Regions from separate parts of the Homo sapiens genome. Here region 2 is linked to region 1. Evidence: chromatin loops called from intact Hi-C (ENCODE). Cell type or tissue: A673. All regions are shown on one strand. Each heading gives the region's core, and the rest is flanking DNA. Links, peaks and the distances in the headings are about the cores only. Region 1 has its middle 10 kb from the start of TIFAB. Region 2 has its middle 73 kb from the start of MIR5692C1.

The links. Peaks named below come from ENCODE experiments on the same cell type or tissue, not always from the same donor. Only the 100,000 strongest peaks of a DNase experiment are listed, where the experiment ranks them.
Region 2: a loop joins it to region 1, with 10 times the contacts of the local background. A loop is called at or near these places in 8 of 110 quality-filtered maps.

Annotation. Positions count from the first base shown.
Region 1 is chr5:135,461,065-135,463,980 of GRCh38, forward strand. No RefSeq gene overlaps it. Among named protein-coding and RNA genes, the nearest start is that of TIFAB, 10 kb to the left of the region's middle. In A673, for the core only: CTCF peaks have their summits at 1,362 and 1,561; a DNase peak (open chromatin) is centred at 1,387; H3K27me3 peaks cover 1,173 bases.
Region 2 is chr5:135,728,377-135,731,292 of GRCh38, forward strand. It overlaps a transcript of SLC25A48 not described here. Among named protein-coding and RNA genes, the nearest start is that of MIR5692C1, 73 kb to the right of the region's middle. In A673, for the core only: a CTCF peak has its summit at 1,307 (motif pointing left); no DNase peak of the experiment used is centred there; H3K27ac peaks cover 495 bases.

The DNA.
Region 1 (2,916 bases), core at 93-2,592:
ATCAAAATATGCTCTGAATGTTTTAGTTCTCTTCAATGATTGAGCCTTCCAAAATGAAAAGCTTTGTTTTATTTTTATATCCCATTTTGAAAAGGTAACATATTCACATAGTTCACTTTTTTTTTTTTTTTTCAAAATAAAAAGTAGAGAGGAAAGTCTCTCTCACACTCCTCCCCACAGGTAACTGCTGTAATGGTGTCCTGTGTATCCTTCCAGAGAGTCTTGATGCGAGTACAAGCACACATGAATCTATATTCCAGCCACCCCACTCTGTTCCCAGCACTGTCTGCTGCCTTGCTTTGTGAAGGTATCCTTAAGGCCAGCAGCTCCCATTCTCCCCAGCAGTTTCTCACTTTTAACAGTTTTCTCCCTGTCCTGTGATATTTCACAAAACGAACCCAAGCCATGACAATAAATATTTCATACCTTTCGTGCATGACATGTTTCACATATGCTTTACAAACGTGCGTTTTCATTCGGAATCGAATGTTGAGGGAAATATGTCTTTTCCACATGGCCACTACCATAATATAAAAAGCATTTTCCTCCTCCCTCTGCCCCAGGGGGGATCTATATCATGAAAATGGAAAAGTGATGAGAAAATGAGCAATCCTGCCTACAGAGCTCTCTCCAAGTAGTTTTCCAGAAGCTCCCTGGGACTGCATCACCTCATGAGCCATAAATCACCAACTGGGCCTGGGCAACTTGTCACCCAGTGGTTCACTTAGTGACTTTGGCTGTTTCTTTTTGTTGGCCATTTACCTGAAGGGTGTCTGCTGTGTACGTGTTGGGAACCTACCTCAGAACCTGTCATTGGTGTTTGGCCTTTAGCTGTCTGCCTGCAATTGGCTGGCCATGGCATGGGATGGGCACATACTTTCCTATGGGCCCATCTGCAGTAAGAAGTGGCTTGTAGAGCTGCAGAGGTTCTAACTGAGGCTCAGGGCCATCGTGGCTCAGCCATTTGCAGGTAAGTTCTACTGCTGATGGGATTGCCACAGACCATGGAATGCCTCCAACACCTTTAAATCAAGCCTGGGGGCTCTCAGCTCAACCTTGGCAAGCCTTAATGTGTCTTCAGTGTAAGCCATGATCTGGTCCTCCTGGAAACAGGGAACCCTGGCACGAATGCTAGGGCCAGTGCTTGATAAATGCCACCCTTAATCTGCCTTCCTTTCCCCCCCATCCCCTACCCACTCCTGCTCGCCAACCCCAACACACCCAAATGTTGTTGGCAAGTATGACTTGGAGAACCAGATTTTTCCCTAGTCTCTTCTCTCAGATAACTTTCTAAAACCTCCCAGGCCCTACTCTAAGAAGGTATGTCATTATGAGTGCTAGGGGGCACTGTTGGGCAACTTTTGTGCACAGGAAATTGCCTGCTTGTGTGTTTTCAGAGGACGCGACGCTCGGTGGGGACAGCTGTCCCCACCCTCAGGCAGCTCTCAGGGACTCGGCATAGTTGCTCCCCCTGCAGGGCTAGAGCTACCTCCATGTCACCTCTTCAAGGCTGAAGGCTCTTGGAGGAATTAACTCTGCCCACCTCAGCTCAGGTGGAGAGCTGCCCTGCGAGATGTGAGTAGGGCTGCCTTTCCCTCCTCCCTTTCTCAGTCTTTAATTGACAACTGCTTGGCCTGGATGATTTTTTAGATAGGAGCTGAGGTGCCCCCCACCCCCGCCTTCCAACAACAGCACCCAGGAAAATCAAGGACACAACTTTTTATTCAATTCTGGTATTTGTTCTCATTGTTGGAATGATGAATGTCACAACTCTATTATTTGTTGGAAGTGTTTGTTGCAGACGTGCAGCTGCATCGGAATTCAACTGAATTCTGATGTTTTCACTTGGGAGAATCGAATTCCCCCATGGATCCTGCAGGGAAAGTGGTCCTAATGTTCAGGACAGGCACCCCAATCAAGCTAGGAGCCACCTGGATTTGGTGCCTTCTGCCTCAGTGGGTCCCTGTCCGCAAAGAAGAAACTAGCAGCTACTATGGGCCACACAGTGTGGTATTGTATACATTTTGTCCAAGTTGTCAACATTTTAAAATTGGAAGCCTGGAAATAAAACCCTCAATTTTTGCAGCTTCAGCTGAAAAGTCAGGAGATGAGGCTGGCCTGGGCTCGGGTTCCTGCAGGGCACTCGTCTGCTGGTGCAGACGCTTGGCGCTCCATCCCAGTTTGCCTCAGTTCCCCCAGTCCTGTTTCGTATATATTTATTTTATGTTCTAGGCTCCTGTAAGCCTTTGAGTTTGCAATCCTTTTGTGAGGTGTGGTAAACCCTAGTTAGCCAAAATGTAATTTTTTCCTTAGGACATGAGCCCCCGCAGAACCAAATAACAGAAATCACCATGAAGGAGCCAAAGTCTACACGTGAGTTGGGGCATGGGGCAGATAGCCTGGGTGGCTGGTGTTAGTTCCAGACAGACTGGAGTGCTCAGGGTCTCTCTATTGGGGCAAATCTCTCTGCTCCATCTTCATGTGGCCTTCTTCTCCGAGTGTGAAATCTCCCACCACCTTCCTGTGATGAGGATACTGTCGTTGTATTTAGGGTCAATCCAGATAATCTAGGGAAATCTCCCCATCTCAAGATCCTTAATTTGATCCCATCTTTTGCCACATGAGGTGACAGTCACAGGTTCCAGGGTTTAGGAAGTGGGTGTGTCTTTGGGGCCACTACTAAGCCTATCACGTTTGGCAAGCCTTCCTTCAGGAAGCTTGCATTCTAGAGACAGTCTGGAAAGGAAGGAGGAAACGAATAGGAATGGTGAGCATGTAGCTGCGGTGGGGGATGACTGTGCATTCAGAAACCCCCCCTGGGGAGATTCTGGTTCATCAGAGGCTGAAGGGAGTAAGGCAGCAGGCCGAGAGGTCCTGAGTGCAAATGCCCTGAAGCAGCAGCCTTGGTTAGACAGG
Region 2 (2,916 bases), core at 153-2,652, 270 kb after region 1:
AACCTATATAGACTGCTTTATAATCATCTTTCACCCAACAATATAAGTGAATATGATGACCCTTTTTCCGTGGTGATAGTTGTAATTTTAAATCATTTCATACTATTCTCTTATGTGGATACAGCATCATTTATATGGCTAATCCCTCACTGTTGCATACTTAAGGGTGTTTCTTTTTTAAATTTCTTGTTTGTGTATTTAATTTTTCCTGTCATAGACAAGCTGTGATAAATATCTTAAAACTATGTCTCTGAAAACATACTCAATTACTTCCTCAGGAAAAACTTATTTGAGTGAAATTGCTGGTGCCTTCTTGATTCTTCTGTTTTTCTGATGTCAGATGAAGATCCAGTTCTTTGAAGTGAAACTAGCATTTAGTTATCAGCTCAGGCCACTTTCTACCTCTGACTTGCCTTTCACCTCAGTTTCATCCTCTTGGAATTTCCCCTGAACACATACACAAATACACACACACACACACACACACACACACACACACACACACACATACACACACACCCCAAGGCTTGGATAGAGGAGTTAAAACAGATGAGAGCTCCACATTCTCTAAACTCTCTGTTGTTAACATCTTCTTTGAGGCTCTTCCTGTAGTTCAGAGCTCTGTGTCCTACTGCTAACCCCAGATGCAAAACAGATGCGAAACGGGTCCTGTGCTTTATTCCTTTTAGAAGATTTCCCCATACCCCTTCCATGTGCCTAGTAATTCTCTGGGGGCCGCTCTTCCTTTCTGAAAGGAGGTACATGGGGACTTCTGGGGCCCTACTGTAGAGCTTTGACTCCCATTGTCACTTAGGCCCTCTCCACACCCTGAGTAGCATGTGACTATTTTAAGAAAATTCCTTAAGGCCTTCAAAGAGTAATAGGATAGTTTTCTGGGAAGCTTGTTAAAATTCTTGAATATGTTCAAGGGATTTACATTTTCAAAGAGAGAATGTTTTGTTTGATGTTGAGGAAAGATTTTTTTTTTTTTGGTCCCTGGGAATTTAAATAATTTGCTTGACTTTCTAGTGGAAAGACCGCAGTGTTCTTAGATTCTGAATGTGGCATTTGTTAGAATCCTCCATGATTGATTGCAGGGAAAATGTGTGTAAATGATTTTGCAATACATTTTTAAACCAAGGGTCATCTGTAAGTTGTCAGCCTAAAAAAGTGGCATCTTGCTTGCATAAGTAAATTTTATTTCTTGGAAGGAGACAGTTGCTTAAAATGAGAAATATCAGTTTTAAATGATCATTAATGATGACCCCATGGATACCTTCCAGAAGAAATGGAATCAGTCTACCCCCTTGTGGATAGCTCAGAAAGTTCCTCATTTTCCTCACTAAAAGTTACATGTGAGAGTTCTGAGGGAACCACAGGCTATATGAGTTTCCTTCTCATCTAAAAGTAATAGGAAGTACATTTTATATAAAATTTGTGTTAAAGTAACTAGACATATCTTTGTAATAGCTAATTGGCCTTGTGACTGGTATTTTTAAATAACACAGTAAAAATAAATAAAAGGGGTGATGTTATACATTCATTATATGTAATATATATTATGTAGTGGTTCCTGTCTCACGTGCTCAGAGCAATGGGCAACTTCATCAGGTAAATCACTCTTCATGTCCCTGCCCAGAGCTCATAAACTGACAGGTGTAAGGTATATAAAGAGGTTGCAGGCAAGAAGCTTTGGGGCTCAGACCGAAGAGGTGATAAATAAAAATCACCATGATTTTGGGGGAGATTACTAGAGTCCAAGTGCTATTCTTTTTCTTTATGACTATTCTCTAAATTAATTCCTATAACAAACCTCTGCTGTTACTGTTCCAATTTGATATGGTTTGGCTGTGTCTCCACCCAAATATCATCTTGAATTCCCACATGTTATGGGAGGGACTTGGTGGAAGGTAGTTGACTCATGGGGGCCAAGTCTTTCCCATGCTGTTCTCATGATAGTGAATAAGTCTCACAAGATCTGATGGTTTTAAAAAGAGGCATTCCCCTGCACAAGCTCTCTCATTTTTTGCCTGCCGCCACCCACTTAGGATGTGACTTGTTCCTCCTTGCCTTCTGCCATGATTGTGAAGATTCCCCAGCCACACAGACCTGTAAGTCCAATTAAACCTCTTTCTTTTATAAATTGCTCAGTCTTGGGTATGTCTTAATCAGCACCATGAAAACGAACTAATACAGATTTTGGTACTAGTAGAGTGGAGTGCTGCTGAAAAGATACCTGAAAATGTGGAAGCAACTTTGGAACTGGGTAACAGGCAGAGGTTGGAGTAGTTTGGAGAGCTCAGAAGAAGACAGGAAAATGTGGGAAAGTTTGAAACTTCCTAGAGACTTGTTGAATGGCCTTAACCAAAATGCTGATAATGATATGGACAAGAAATCCAGGCTGAGGTGGTCTTAGATGGAGATGAGGAACTTGTTGGGTACTGGAGCAAAGGTGACATGTGCCTAGAAGGTGAGTATCATTATCTCTGGTTTACAGAGGAGGAAACTGAGGTTCAGAGGGGACCAGTTCAATAAGTGGGGAACAGAGCTGGGACATAAACTGAGATCTTCCGGCCCCAACCAGGGCTCTTTCCAGTATGCCACAGGGCCTGCTGTGGAGTTTCACTCATGTCCATGTGAAGAGACCACAAAACAGGCTTTGTGTGAGCAACAAGGCTGTTTATTTCACCTGGGTGCAGGTGGGCTGAGTCCGAAAAGAGAGTCAGTGAAGGGAGATAGGGGTGGGGCCATTTTATAGGATTTGGGTAGGTAATGGAAAATTACAGTCAAAGGGGGTTGTTCTCTGGCTGGTAGGGGTGGGGGTCATAAGGTGCTCAATGGGGGAGATTTTGAGCCAGAAGGAATTTCACAAGGCAGTGTCATCAGTTAAGGCAGGAACAGGCCATTCTCACTTCT